Linked DNA regions of Homo sapiens: region 2 is linked to region 1. The links are chromatin loops, found by intact Hi-C in ENCODE. Cell type or tissue: PC-3. All regions are shown on one strand. Each heading gives the region's core, and the rest is flanking DNA. Links, peaks and the distances in the headings are about the cores only. Region 1 overlaps SNTB2 (syntrophin beta 2). Region 2 overlaps SNTB2 (syntrophin beta 2).

What was found. Hi-C counts contacts between places; a loop is a spot of excess contacts. Peaks named below come from ENCODE experiments on the same cell type or tissue, not always from the same donor. Only the 100,000 strongest peaks of a DNase experiment are listed, where the experiment ranks them.
Region 2: a loop joins it to region 1, with 1.9 times the contacts of the local background. A loop is called at or near these places in 3 of 110 quality-filtered maps.

The regions. Positions count from the first base shown.
Region 1 is chr16:69,220,710-69,223,628 of GRCh38, reverse strand. All of the region lies in intron 1 of SNTB2 (syntrophin beta 2), which reads right to left. Among named protein-coding and RNA genes, the nearest start is that of SNTB2, 35 kb to the right of the region's middle. In PC-3, for the core only: no CTCF peak of the experiment used is centred there; a DNase peak (open chromatin) is centred at 1,278; H3K27ac peaks cover 433 bases.
Region 2 is chr16:69,273,592-69,276,510 of GRCh38, reverse strand. The region is part of intron 4 of SNTB2 (syntrophin beta 2); the gene reads right to left. Among named protein-coding and RNA genes, the nearest start is that of VPS4A, 36 kb to the left of the region's middle. In PC-3, for the core only: no CTCF peak of the experiment used is centred there; no DNase peak of the experiment used is centred there.

The DNA of each region.
Region 1 (2,919 bases), core at 129-2,628:
TCACAGATTGGAGGAAACAAAGGAAACATGACAACGAAGTGTAATGTGGGATCCTGGAACAGAAAAAGGACATTACTGGAAAAATGGGTGAAAACCATAAAGAGACTGTAGTTTAATAATATCATACTAATGTTGGCTGGGTGTGGTGGCTCATGCCTGAAATCCCAGCGCTTTGAGAGGCTGAGGTAGGTGCATTACCTGAAGTCAGGAATTGGAAACCAGCCTGGCCAACATGGCGAAACCTTGACTCCACTAAAAATACAAAAATTAGCCAGGCGTGGTGGCTGGGGCGCCTGTAATCTCAGCTACTTGGGAGGCTGAGGCAGGAGAATCGCTTGAACCCAGGAGGCAGAGGTTGCAGTGAGCCAAGATCACACGACTGCACTCCAGCCTGGGCAACAAGAGCAAAACTCTGTATCAAAAAAAAAAAAAAAAAATTCTTAGTTTTGATAATGGTTATGCAAGATGTTAACATTCGGGGAAACTGGAAACTCTGTATTATTTCTATAACTTTTAAGTCTAAAAGCAAAAGAATTGTAAGTAATAAGAACAAAACGGCTGGGCGCAGTGGCTCACAAGTACTTCAGGAGGCCGAGGCAGGTGGATCACCTGAGGTTAGGAGTTTGAGACCAGCCTGGCCACTGTGGTGAAACCTCATCTCTACTAAAAATAAAAAAAAATTAGCTGGGCATGGTGGCATGTGCCAGTAATCCCAGCTACTCGGGAGGCTGAGGCAGGAGAATTGCTTGAACCTGGGAGGCAGAGGTTGCAGTGAGCCAAGTTCGCACCACTGCACTCCAGCCTGGGCAACAAGAGCAAAAACTCCCATCTCAGAAAAAAAGAAAAGAAAATAACAAATCACAGAAAATCTGGAAAAGAGATAAAATAGTCATCTTTATTACTAATAAAACGTATCTTTCCTTCTAGTCTTTTTGTCTATGTATTTTGTGTCTAGGCATTTTAATAGCTATAATCATACATAGAATTTTTATCTTGCTTTTTAACACATCTTATAAAATCTTTTTTTTTTTTTTTTGAGATGAAGTCTCACTCTGTGGCCTGGGCTGGAGTGCAGTGGCATGATCTCAGCTTACTGCAACCTCCACCTCCCAGGTTCAAGTGATTCTCCTACCTCTGCTTCCCAAGTAGCTGGGATTACAGGCACACACCACCACGCCCAACCAATTTTTGTATTTTTAGTAGAGACGGGGTTTCACCATGTTGGCCAGGCTGATGTCGAATGCCTGACCTCAGATGATCTACCCACCTTGGCCTCCCTAAGTGATGGAATTCCAGGCATGAGTCACCGCACCAGGCTGGTAGCCTTTTAAATATTACTTGATTGTGCTTTGTAAAAGCTATACTTATCATTTAAAAGACAAATATTAAAAAATTTACAGTTGATATTTTTTATGTTGTACGTCAAGGAAAAGCAGAAATAATAGAAAATAACTATTGCAAGGAACTTGCGGTATGAGATAATTAATTTAAAACGATGCCATAAATAATTGTGATTTAAAAACCAGTTTGCTTTTCTGGACTATCTAGGAAAAGATCTTTTGGAAGTTTTAAAACAATGTTGTTCATGGCAAATAATACCTAAACATTTGAGTTTAAATGTCAAGTATGCAGTGTCAACAAAGACTCAAGCTTTGTGCTATTTTGCAACCAGAGGCTTCAGTAGGTTTTGTTTTGCTTTGCTTTGTATCTATCAGCTCATACCTGAGTTCCATGAGTCTTCTAATAGAGACAGGTATTATAGGTATTAACCAAGATCTGAATTCAAGCCCTTGATACACCACTTATTTGCAAAGAGAATTGTTCTACACTGACATAACAAATTTCCTTTTTTTGAGAGAGAGTCTTATTCTGTCATCCAGGCTGGAGTACAGTGGCATTATCTGGGCTCACTGCAACCACCACCTCATTGGTTCAAGCAATTCTCGTGTCTCAGCCTCCCGAGGAGCTGGGATTACAGGCGTGCGCCACCATGCTTGGCTAATTTTTGTATTTTTAGGAGAGAGGGGGTTTTGCCATGTTGATCAAGTTGGTCTCAAACTCCTGACTTCAAGTGATCTGCCCACGTCAGCCTCCCAAACTGCTGGAATTACAGGTGTAAGCCACCACGCCCTGTCTGACATAATGAATTTCTTATACAGAAGTTTCAAGATTTTTGGTAGAAAATTTCCAGACATTCTATTAGTTTCTTATAAGTAAAACAGAGAAAACAGTACCTATAAAACTCAGGAATGAGATAAAAATTTCAGAGAATTTTTCAAAAGAAACACATCATCCATCACTAGAAAATCATGTATCAAGCATTTATTACATTGTAGAAGCAATGTGTTAGGTGTTCAGGAATTTAGGTTTAGAAGGAAGTGGGACATGTAAACACTAAATGCAATGGAGTATGTAAGTGTGAACTATCAGTATTTGTTACTACAAAGTTTACTTTTAGTTTTGAATGTTTTAAACCTTTGTATTCATTTTTTTTAAAACATGAAATGGCCACAATAAGCGTTACTATATTGTATTTGTAAACGTTCTTCAAATCTGACTTTCTTACCAGAATCAAAAGGCTACATACTGTGTGAGTCCACATATATGACAATCTGGAAAAGGCAAAACAATAAAGGCAGAAAACAAAGTAGTGGTTGCTAGAGACTGGCTCTTGTTGGAGAAAAGGACTAACTACAAGTGAGGAACAGGGGAACTTTTGGGGGTGATAGAAATATTATGTATCTTAATTGTGGTGACAGTTATAGACCGTATATACCCATCAAAACACATAGAACTGGGCCAGGCACAGTGGTTTATTCCTGTAATCCTAGGGCTTTGGAAGGCTGAGGCAAGTGGATCGCTTGAGGCCAAGAGTTTGAGACTAGCCTGGGCAATATAGGGAGACCTTGTCTCTAAAAA
Region 2 (2,919 bases), core at 300-2,799, 53 kb before region 1:
AGATATTCTATCATATTCAGTTTGAATGCTAATCCCAAAACAGACATTAAAAAACGTAAAGTCTAAGAGAATTTTTTCCTACAGATTTGATTATGAAATATTTGGCAAAGGGAATCTAATTCAAACCAGATGCTGGACTCTCGCTGAGCAGCGGTTGGTTGGGAACACTGCTAAAAGGCCCCCCTTTTGTGGAGAGGCCAGATGAGTTCATGCAAAGGCATTTTGGCAGCTTTTGCCCCACAAGTCCCATAAGCACAGCACTACTCAATATTCCACATTCTAAAGTCACCACACTTTTTTTTTTTTTTGAGATCTTTTTTCTCTTCCAAAGAAGGCTTATAGGAAAAGACAACAAAATCCATATCCTGAAAAATCCAGAGCACCTATAAAACCAGTGTCTTTCTACCTGTGTCATGTATCTGGCTTTAATCTCAAGAAATGTGTAAAATAAAAATCCTCTTCATTTATCACTTTCATGCTTTACTTATTCCTCATTGGCCTGAACTATCAGCTATTAAAACCCACACACGTACAGAGCTTTGGTTTTGAAGAATCTGTAAATGTGCAATCCAATATAAATGGCAGCTCATGGTTAATTTACATTACTCTAAGCATGTTATTTGATTTTGAACTACAATCAACTCTTAATTTTTCAGGAGTTATCTACTTTTTTTAACATAATAAAGGTCCTTAATTTCTTTTCCTTACCTATGTGTTTATGCAATCCTTTTTTATTCTGTCTCATCCACTCATAAGAACATGGTCCAAAGTATTAACAATAGAATTAGGGAAATTAAACATTCAGCCCCTTCTCATTACTCACTTAAATCTCAAACACTCCCTTTCCCCTACATTAAAAACACTTTCTGGCCTTGCCTCCCTCTGCAGGATACCTTCTGGTCTGGTTTCATCTTCTTGTCTCTCTCAGGGTTACCCTTTACCCGCCTCTGGTTGGTAGAGGATCATTAAGCCCCACTTAATTCTATTGTGCTGTGACTTCAACCAATTCTACCTTGCCAACATGGCCACATGGAAAAACTAAACCTTTCATCTGTCTTTTTTTATTCTAATCCACCAGTACTTCCTGAACAAGGAGTAAAGAATCCCTGTTGTTACATTAATTAAACTTATTAAGAAACAACATGAATTGGTATGGTGGCTCATACTTATAATCCCAGAAATTTGGGAGACTGAGAGGCATGAGAATTGTTTGAGCCCAGGAGTTTGAGACCAGACTGGGCAACACAGCAAGACCTCACCTCCATAAAAAATTAACCTGGCATAGTGGCTTATGCCTATAGTCCTAGCTACTCGAGAAGCTGAGGTGGGAGGATGGCTTGAGCCCAGGAGTTTGAGGTTACAGTGAGCTATGATCCTGCCACTGCACACTCTAGACTGGACAACAGAGTGAGAGTTCGTCAGAAAAAAAAAGAGAGAAGGAAGGAAGGAGAGAGAGAGGAAGGGAGGGGAGAAAAGAAAGGAAAAGGAAAGGGAAGGGAAGGGAGGGAAGGGGAAGAAAAAGGAAAGGGAAGGAGGAAGGAAGGCAGACAATCAGTCTAGGAAGCTCTATAAGACCCACCCATTTAATTAATGGTGAGTTTAATTTGCATGTATGAGCATGTTTGAATTCCTCACCTTTAATACGAAACTTTGACTATCTGTAAAAATTGGTGGCAGATCAAAAAACTGCTCCTTTTCCTTTCTTTTAATTTTTTTGAGACCAGAGGTCTCACTATGTTGCCCAGGCTGGTCTTGAACTACTGGGCTTAAGTGACTCTTCCAGCCTCCCAAGAAGCTGGGATTACAGGCACGTGCCATGGCACCCAGCTAAGAGCTCCTCTTTTTTTTTTTTTTTTTTGAGATGGAGTCTCGCTCTGTCTCCCAGGCAGGAGTGCAGTGACGCGATCTTGGCTCACTGCGAGCTCTGCCTCCTGGGTTCATGCCATTCTCCTGCCTCAGCCTCCCTAGTAGCTGGGACCACAGGCGCCCGCCACCACACCCGGCTAATTTTTTGTAGTTTTAGTAGAGACGGGGTTTCACTGTGTTAGCCAGGATGGTCTCAATCTCCTGACCTCGTGATCCACCCGCCGTGGCCTCCCAAAGTGCTGGGATTACAGGCGTGAGCCACCACGCTGGGCCAGAGCTCCTCTTTTAACAATGACCAAATTAAACTAATTATTATACTTTTTTTTTTTTTTTGAGATAGAGTCTTGCTCTGTTGCCCAGGCTAGAGTGCAGTGGTGCAGTATCAGCTCACTGCAACCTCCGCCTCTGGGGTTCAATCGATTCTTCTGCCTTAGCTTCCCAAGTAGCTGGGATTACGGGCATATGCCACCACGCTGGGCTAATTTTTGTATTTTTAGTAGAGACGAGGTTTCTCCATGTTGGTCAGGCTGGTCTTGAACTCCTGACCTCGTGATCCGCCAGCCTCGGCCTCCCAAAGTGCTGGGATTATAGGCGTGAACCACTGCACCTGGCCTAATTATTATGCTTTTTACAAAGAATTCTTCTTGGGCATAATTTTCATTTAATAATAAATATTATAATTAAAGCAGCTAACACTTGAGCAGTTACAATGTGTCAGGCACCATTCTAGGCAGTTTATTAGTATTAACTCATTTAATACTAACACCCACCCTATCTCATTAGGGTGCACTTAACAAATGAAAAATATGTGGCACAGAAAGTTTCAGTAGCATGCTATCGCTTACTTAGTATAACATTCAGTTTATTAGGAATCAGTCTTAGTCTCTCTTTTCAATCTTGTTGGGTTTAATTATTTTATTTAAATAACTGAATTATTAAAATATAAAACACACCATACAATTTATCCCTTGAAGTACAGTGGTCTTTAGTATATTCAGAATTTTGCAACCATCACCACATTCAATTTTAGCAGACTGTCATCATCTCAAAAAG